Linked DNA regions of Homo sapiens: region 1 is linked to region 2. A link is an interaction called in ENCODE POLR2A ChIA-PET data of the cell type or tissue named here. Cell type or tissue: Caco-2. All regions are shown on one strand. Each heading gives the region's core, and the rest is flanking DNA. Links, peaks and the distances in the headings are about the cores only.

What was found. Peaks named below come from ENCODE experiments on the same cell type or tissue, not always from the same donor. Only the 100,000 strongest peaks of a DNase experiment are listed, where the experiment ranks them.
Region 1: POLR2A ChIA-PET joins it to region 2 with 5 read pairs; 3 of 35 experiments call an interaction of 5 or more read pairs at or near these places.

Annotation. Positions count from the first base shown.
Region 1 is chr20:53,240,802-53,245,200 of GRCh38, reverse strand. The region is part of intron 1 of TSHZ2 (teashirt zinc finger homeobox 2); the gene reads right to left. Among named protein-coding and RNA genes, the nearest start is that of TSHZ2-AS1, 260 kb to the left of the region's middle. In Caco-2, for the core only: no CTCF peak of the experiment used is centred there; no DNase peak of the experiment used is centred there.
Region 2 is chr20:53,344,729-53,349,127 of GRCh38, reverse strand. All of the region lies in intron 2 of TSHZ2 (teashirt zinc finger homeobox 2), which reads right to left. Among named protein-coding and RNA genes, the nearest start is that of TSHZ2-AS1, 160 kb to the left of the region's middle. In Caco-2, for the core only: no CTCF peak of the experiment used is centred there; DNase peaks (open chromatin) are centred at 2,707 and 3,253.

The DNA of each region.
Region 1 (4,399 bases), core at 104-4,103, 100 kb after region 2:
AATAGGAATAATAATAGTATCTGCTTCTTAAGATGCTTTAGAGTATAGCATGTGATAAAGTATGTGAAACACCAAGAATGCAGGGTTACCTCCCAACTTCTCAGTGCTGGTTCTAGGCACTTTCCAACCACTGTACATCTGATCTTCAACCTGAACCCACAGATGGCTGAAATCAGTTGAGTCTGGCATTCTGTGTTATCCCTAAATCTTATTCCAAGCCAACAGCTTTTAGATGGTATTCACAATAGATAAGAACCAGCTTTGTTTATGTGTCATCCATAAGAATGCATAAGAAAAGAGCTTCCTCCAGTTTGGGGTTTGTTATTTAATATTAAATCACTTGTACAAGGAGCCAGTGGTATGTGTGCCGGGAACTTCCGTAGAAAGTGATGTACAAACATCAAATAGCAAGTTATTAGGTCATTAGCCATAATGGTAATGTCTGCAATCCTCAAGAAATAAAGCAACCCACCATCTGAGAAAAAAGGTCTTTGTTAGAGGCCTCGGGCTTTGCACTGAGAGAGGTGACAAATGTTTAAAGCAGAAGGTCTCCAAGAAAAATGCTTTATATTCAGCTACCTGGAATTTCAGTCCAGCGTATATTATTATTGCGACGTGTCTTGGTGACAATTTAAAAAAGCAGAGTGAGAAAATATTCATGGAGAAGGGTGAGAAGGGGACCACTTTATAAGCTTTTTGGTAGCTCCAGTTTAGAAATCATTATCCTTACATTATCCTTACACCCAGAGAGTCACAAATCAGGAACAGAGGAGAAAACAAAGTGAAACGAAACAGGAACAAAGAAACTACACAATAGAACTGAGACTCTCCTATCAAATTAAGATTTTTAGGTGTTGACTTTTCAAGTGGTAACAAATATTTTCAGCAAGTCATGCATGCTTATTTTCTATACGTTTATTCCGCATAAGGATATATAAACACACTCACACACATATAGTTCCTTCCAAGACTGGAGAGGTTTTTTTTTTCCCAAGTAAAGGGACAGTGAATCATTGTCCAAAATGACCTTCAGAAAGTATATGAAGCTGCTGCACCATCTGTATTTTTTCAGATATATATTCCAATTTTACTTGAAATAACATCATTAGCACAGCCATCCCACAGAGCTAGAAGGTGATCTTGTTTCCTTTTTGCCTGGCTTGAAGTCAAACATCTTTTCCTTTTTTTGGCAAATGCTGCTTCTTTCTCTGAAATATTTCATGCAGATAATGGATAATGACCACTTCTCATTGCCTTTTCTCAAAAATGTCTAACTGCATTAGCCAAGAATGGACAAATTTTAACTTGCTTCTTTTGCTAAGTTCATGGCTGTGACCACTACCCATTAAGAAGAAAGAAAGAAAGAAAAAAAAAAAAAGCAAGCAAGCAAGCAAGAAACCCACTGTTCTCTCAGAAAAGCTACATTGGCACTATCAGAAAGCAGGCTGGACTTTAGTTTTCTGGTGAAAAGTCTTTGCTGTCTCTAGAAGAATCACAGAAGCCCGAAGTGGAAAGAATTTTCATGTCATTGGGCCAATTTCTCATTCAGGAAAGGGCTTCCTGGCCTTGGTATCCTTAAATGGCTCAGATGCTTGACTTTCCAACCCTCTTCTTCATGTTGGACTCTCCACCAGCACAGTCATTGTTACTAGCCTGCTATGAGGACCACACTGAATGGGAACCATTTCCATTCCTCACACTTAGGAGTTGAGCCGTGTTTCCATCATGGTACAATTTGATCGAATCAAAGGATTGGGGAGAACTTTCAGTTTAAGCTTTTATGATATGCTTTCATCTCTTCATCAACACTTCTGTCAGGTACTGCTCAGCATATACTTGAACATGCATGCAGTGATGACTCATAGAGTGCAATGACCTGCCCAGTTTCCATCTCAGAACTACCCTATCACTGTTCATTTTGTTTAGGACTTGAAAGCGAAAATTCTTCTCCTTGTTCCCTAAATTCATCAAATTCTTTCCTTCTTTAAGGCCCTTGAAATTCCATTCCCTATGTATAAAAGATTCCCCCTTTCCCTATATCTAAGTCTTTCCTTTTAGTCTAATTCTTTTAGTTTCAGCTCCAATGCCTTTCGTCGGATGGGTCATCTCTGATCACTGTACCCTCCCCCACTTACTCCTCCGAAATTACCAACAACCAAAGTTATTTTCTATCTCAGTCCCCCATTTTTCTTTTGTATACCTTATTTCAGTTTGCAATTGTACTTACTATGTACTTGATTGTCCTCTAGATAAGACTGTAAGCTCCCAGAGGGCAGGTCAAATCTATCTTGTTTACCACTGTATCCCATTGCTATACCCAGCCCACCTTGTTCAAGTGTTTGTTGGATATATGAATAAATAAATGAATGATTGGACCCATAAGTGAATGAATGATTGCATCAGTGAAGTATGCTTTTCTATCCAACACTTAGATTCTGTTCAAAACTTAGATTTTACTCACTGGTCCCAATTTGCTTTCAAGCCATAGAGAACAACAACAAGGTATCTTTTAAACAGAATATTGCTTTGGATGGTTGAAGTGTGCACATGGGTTTAAACTCACAGGGTGGGTTACTCCCTATGGGAAGTAGATGAATCAGGTACAAGTGTGATGTGAACTCAGGAGCCCGCAATTGTGACACCTCTTACTCTCTGCTTCTTCTTGCCTTAAACCCTACAACTTGGCTTATGTTCATCTGACATGAGGTGGACCAAGAACTCATCCCCTATAAAAATATAAAAACCTAATCTCTTATCTCACCTTTGCACTTCAGGGTGAATGAGTTAATTAGATCATTATTTTTGGCAGCTGGTTTCTTCTAGAGAAGAAAATGGGACTCCAGGAGTCAGCTGGGTCACCATAATACTCTTAGTAGTTCTGGGGGTGGTTTTTGTTCCCCAGGGGACATGGGACAACGTTTGAGGACATTTTTGGTTGCTATACCTAGAGAAGCGGTGTTGCTGGTATCTGGCAGGTAGAGGCCAGGGATGCAGCTAAACATCCTACAATGCACAGGACGGTCCTTACTCAAAGAATTATACAGCCTCAATATGTCAATAGCTTAGAAATGCTGCAAAGTCAAAGTCAGCTAAAGCTTTGGGAATTGACGACAAGTAAGTGTGACATTCATGCTCTTTCTAGTTGTCAATGAAGCAAGGGTCTGCACAGAGAAGAACACTCTATTATTAAAAGAGAGTGGTTCAAAAGTAAAAGTAATTACTTTTAATGGCAAAAACAGCAATTACTTTTGCATCAGCCTAATAGAGGAGAAAGTGTGTGTACCACCCTCATAGGTGTTACAGGATGGAAGAGAACAAGGTCTACAGCAAGCCCACCTGGGTTCAAATCTCATCTCTGCCATGTCCTGCATTATCATCTTGAGCAAACTAACAACTTGTGTGGGGCTCGGTCTCTCCATCTATCAATTGGAGATAATAATAGTACCTGCCTCAAAGATCATTTTGAAAATTAAGTGAGATAACTGGAAAGAAGTCAGAATGCCTGGTAAAAATCAGCACTCAGTATGTCTCCTCTCATTACCATCACAAGAACAAAAACCTAGTCATGAAGAATCATGTTATGGAGCTGGATTTCTCAGGATTTTTTGTATATACTTTTTCAAGTTTTGGCTGAAAAAAATGTTCATCAGGCTCCTAACATTATTCTCAATCAATTCATTCTGGATTCATTTAAATCCCCTTATCAGATTGAGTATTTTTATATTACAAGAAACAAACGAATAAAAAAGTTAATGATAAAAGGGATTAGCATTTCTAAACTACTCCAGTAACTCCACCAAATAAATCCTGACCTATTTCAGTTCTTAATTAACTAGGTTAGCTTTTAAATGAGCCAAATTATATGGAACAGCGAGTCTGAGCTGGGCCAAACCCACAACACATAGTTACATGAAGCAGTACTTGGAAAAGACCAAAATTCTGGGAGATACATAGGTTTTCAATATATAGGTCTTCGATATTTTTGAATGGACAGTTTGGAGAATCTAATGGAAAACTCTCCAGGGTTTTTTGACCCTTCGACTTAGGTTAGGGCTAGTTTAAGAATGATATTTCCAAGAGCTGTCATCTTTTCTTTGTCCCTACCTATAGAGAAAATGGGTAAATAGGAAGAGGCTTTAGGTCACTTTATCAGCATCCTCCTAATAGTACCAAATTGGCTGTTGTCCCAGGACAGGAAAGTTGGGGAAGACAGCACTATCTGGTGATTTAATATTCTCCAGTGGTGAACACCAATAAATGGTTCCTAAGACAGCCATTGTCTTGTTCTTGATATTCTTTCTGGCTTTTTGTCTCTGTTTCATTCTCCTTTTGGGGGTTATTTTCCCTTGCTTTTTAATTATTCTGATGTTAGTTTTCAGCCAGTTCTCAGACCACACTT
Region 2 (4,399 bases), core at 230-4,229:
TTAGACCATGCTCCACTTTGCCCCTGCCTTGGGGGCACACCTGGACACTGTTCAACTGGGCTTTGCAGAGAGATTTTAGCCTTTGAACAAAGCCAGCAGCCCCTTAGAATAAAGACTAGTGAAGCAGGCCAGGTCATTTTGCCGAGTTAAACTGCTTTTGATCTATGATGAAGTGTAATCATAATGATGATAATCTCGTTAGCTTGGTATCCTTGCGGGGCTCGGAAGGCAGCTCCTGAAGAAATTTTGCAAAAATCTTTGCAGTCAGGGCAACTACTTTGGAATAAATGTTTCATCCTCCCAGGAGAGTACTTTGAAGGAAAATATCTATTTACTATGGATAGCTTAAGTATCTGCTTCTGAAAGAAACATTTGGGAAGAAGAAGTAGAGCTTGACATTGAAACAAAACAAAATAGAACAGAAAGCAGGGAAGTTTTAGTATTCTGTCATGACACTTTCATTACCAGCTCCCCTCCATGATTCAACTATTTTTCACATACAGCGATCCTCCCCGCCTCCAAAATTTCCGGCTCAATATCAGGTTCATTTTTGTTTCTTTGTTTCTTTTGGGGGGGTCTATTTTTTTTCTTTTCTTTTTTTTTCTAAATTAAAAGAAACACAGTTAATGTGAATGGCCCTTCTAACTAGTTATCCATGGTTCTTGACTATCCTCAATTCATTTACTTTTATATGCCTTTCATTTATTCCACTTGTATTTACTGAGCACCTACTACATGCCAGGCAGTATTTTCACTACTGAGGATGTAACGATGAAAAGACAGGCAAGGTTCATCCATGTTGCACCATGTATCCACACTTCATTCCCTTTTATGGCTATTCCATTGTATGGATATACCACATTTTGTTTATCCATTCATGAGCATATGGACACCTTTTGGCTATTGCAAAGAGTGCTTCTAGGAACACTCATATAAAAGTTTTCGTTAGAACACTTGTCTCCCATGTTTTTTGTATGTATGCCTAGGAATGGAATTGCTGGGTCCTGTGGTCACTTCATGTTTATCTTATTGAGGAACCACCAGACACAAAGGTTCACTTATTGTATGATTCCATTTAAGTGAAATGTACAGAATAGGCAGATCAGTAGACACAGATTAGCGGTTATCAGGGGCTGGGAGGAGGGAAAGAGTAGGGTTACCACGTTACGGGTATGGGAGTTTCTTTTCGGGGTCATGAAAATATTCTGAAACTCGATAGTGGCATAGGTGCACACATTGTCAATGTACTAAAAGCCACTGAATTGCATACTTTATGATACTTAAAACGGTGAATTTTATGTTATGTATATTTTACCATAATTAAAGTAAAAAAAGAGCATCAGGAGGAATAGCTAACGGATTCTGGGCTTAATACCTAGGCAATGGATTGATCTGTACAGCAAACAATGATGGCACATGTTTACCTATGCAACAAACTTGCACATTCTGAACATGCACCCTCAAACTTAAAGTAAAAGTTGGAAAAAAAAAAAGTAAAAAAGATGGACAACATCTCAGCCTTATGTAGCTTATGGTTTATTGAGTAGAGACAGACAATAAATAAATCAATATTTAATACAGTGTAGTCATATATGATTTGGAAAAGGGAGAAGTTGAATAAGGAGTTGGGGGGTGGATAAGGACTTGTCTGCTCCATTGGACAACGTCTAGCTGGGGAGGTGACACTGGGCAGAGGAAGTAGGGGGTGTTGAGCAATGCAGACATGTGGGGGTCACAGGCATTATCACTTGGCCCTCTACCTCAGTGGTTATCAGCCAGTGGTGATTTTGCCTCCCCAGGACACATCTGGCAAAATCTGAGGCAAATTTAGTCACCACAACTCAGGAATGGGAGTGCTACTGGCTTTTAGTGGGTGGAGGCTAGAGATGCTTCTCAACAACTTACAGTGCACAGGAGACCCCTCCCACCCCAACGAAGAATGATCCAGCCTCAAATGACAATAGTGCCAAACCTGAGAAATTTTGATCAAGCCCCTTGGAATCCAAGCCTTCACAGCTGTTGAAAAGCAGCCACTTTTGTATAAGGTAGGGTGAGGGACTGCTTTCCCAGGAGCCCATTCAGCTATGGTTCTGGTTTTGACCCCTGTATCTTCAGGATGAGGGAGTCTAATGCCCTCAGCCACTTAATCCTGTGAGAACTGGGACACTCCAAGACTGTCATCAGTATCCTGAGCACCTACTTCTACAAAGACCAGGAACTGGACAAAGAGATGTTTATATTAATAGCTTTGAGACTCTGTGTATCTGTGGGGGCAGGTATTGGAGGACATTCCACAGACGCTTCCATAAGATCTAGGTTTAACTCCCCTTTTTGTAGATGTCTACAGAATATCTAAAAGTAGGAAATCCATGCTCAATGACCTACGCAGTTGCGACGTTTCTCTGTTTTAATTTGAGACGGACACTTCCACCTCTTCGTGCTTTCTCCTGGTTAAAGCTAATGAGCAAACACTCTACCCTAGACGGGGCCCTCAACCTGTGGCCTGGCCTCACACGCTTAGGGTTTTGGTCAACAGGAGGAGCCTAAGCTTCCTTCGAATAGCCCTAGAGAAGTTTTCCATGCAAAGCTTCACAACCACAATAAGATATTTACTGTCTTTATCGGAGAGATCAAACCCACGCACAGATGTCACATTTCTCAAATTCCATCAGTAGGTCAGACAAGCCGTCTCTGGAAAGAGGACATTCCAGCCGGCAAGTTCAGAGCGTGCTGGCTTCGAGGGCCGTTCCCTTCCTATTTTCTGTCGTGCACCCTGAGCCTTTGTTGTCTCTGCAATGCTGATAAATCAATCCATCAAAAAATTTCCTCAGTGAAACTCAATCAAGAAAGGTCATGTCAGCGGGAGAGGAACAGATTAAATTAGCATCAAATTAGACATGGAAAGTGAGTTCTGTCAAAATCATCGCAGCGCTCAGCACAATTAGAATATGTTAATTATGCATTTCATTAAGGTGGATGTGAGATGAAATGTCACTGGGGTAGGCATCCGAAACAGGGAAGATTGCCAGGCACAACTTTCTCTAGACAATGTGTGACACCTTCATTAACATCAAGAATCACAAGTCTGCCTTGACTTTTTCTGCAAAGGATTCAACCATTAACTGTTTGCTGGCTCTTCTCATTTGTGCAAGGGGGTCCCTGTCCTCGGAGTGGGTCGGCCCCTCTTGAGTGACCGGCATGCTCTTGCCAGCGCCATGGCCCCAGGGGCTGCTGCCGGTGCCTCGTGGTCAGCGGGGAGGGTGGTGGTTTTTAATGAACTCCCTGAAATCAGCACGTGATCACGCCACCGCCTTAGGGGTGGCAGGATGCTGAGAAGTGGGGAGGGGAGAGAAATGAGGGGTGAGGATTACAGAGGGAGGGGAGGAGGGGCAGGGAGGAGGCTCTTGGCCTCATTCTTGGGGATGAAAGATATAATCAACAGAATGGGGGGGCGGGCAGGCGGGATCAGATTTACAAATGTGCACTCGGCAAACTCTAATTTGGTGAATTATTTTGCAGATCGTTCTCTGAGTCATGGTAACCAGGAGGGTTTTTCCTAGAGTGAAGTAGTTCCTCACAAGGCAGCTTCATAAAATGCTTGCTAGATGCTTATGATAGTAGGAGTTTTAATTTGTGCTGTCTCCTTCCTCTATGATTTCTTACAACATAGCTTTCCTATGGCGGTCTACACTGGGGGACGGGGGACCAGACAAGTCCTCTGTGTGTGTTATTCCCTGACGTTGTTTCCCACCTAGCCCCATTTCTCCCAACCACCAAGAGCTATTTCCAGGTGTCTAACAGGCAATGGTGGGGGTGGTTCCAGTGACTGCCTTGTGAGAGAATTTTCTGTGCCTAGTTCCCTGTCATCTCACCTGTGCTGTCCCCTGCTGAGGACACTTGCCAACCAGCCTCTCTGCCCTGCTCCATATCCACAAAAACACACATCCACACTTTGGCACAGGTTCCTCTGCCTCTTCCTCAAGTCTCAACTGAAATGTCACTTCCTCCAGGAGGCTTCCCTGACCACTTCCCTTCTGTCTGTGTTAGATGCTCTTTTTTTCTCATGAGATGCTGAACTTGCTAGGATTCACCAGAGTCAGCTTCTGTTGCTTGCACACAAATAATTCTAACACAAACACTCAAACTTGTCAATCACAGTGCATTGCATTTGCTAGTTGAATTGTCCATCTACCCACGTATTTTATTTTTTTACACAATCTTTACTTCTTGGCTCATAGGAGGTGCTCAACAAATGCATTTTAAATAAACAAATGACTAAGTTGTGGGATTTTATCATGGCATAAGTTCTATTGTGCAGGGGAGAAAGTGAAGGTTGTAAACTTTATCTCTAACTTTTCTCAATGGGGTTACTTTTTCTCATATTAGGTTAATATATACA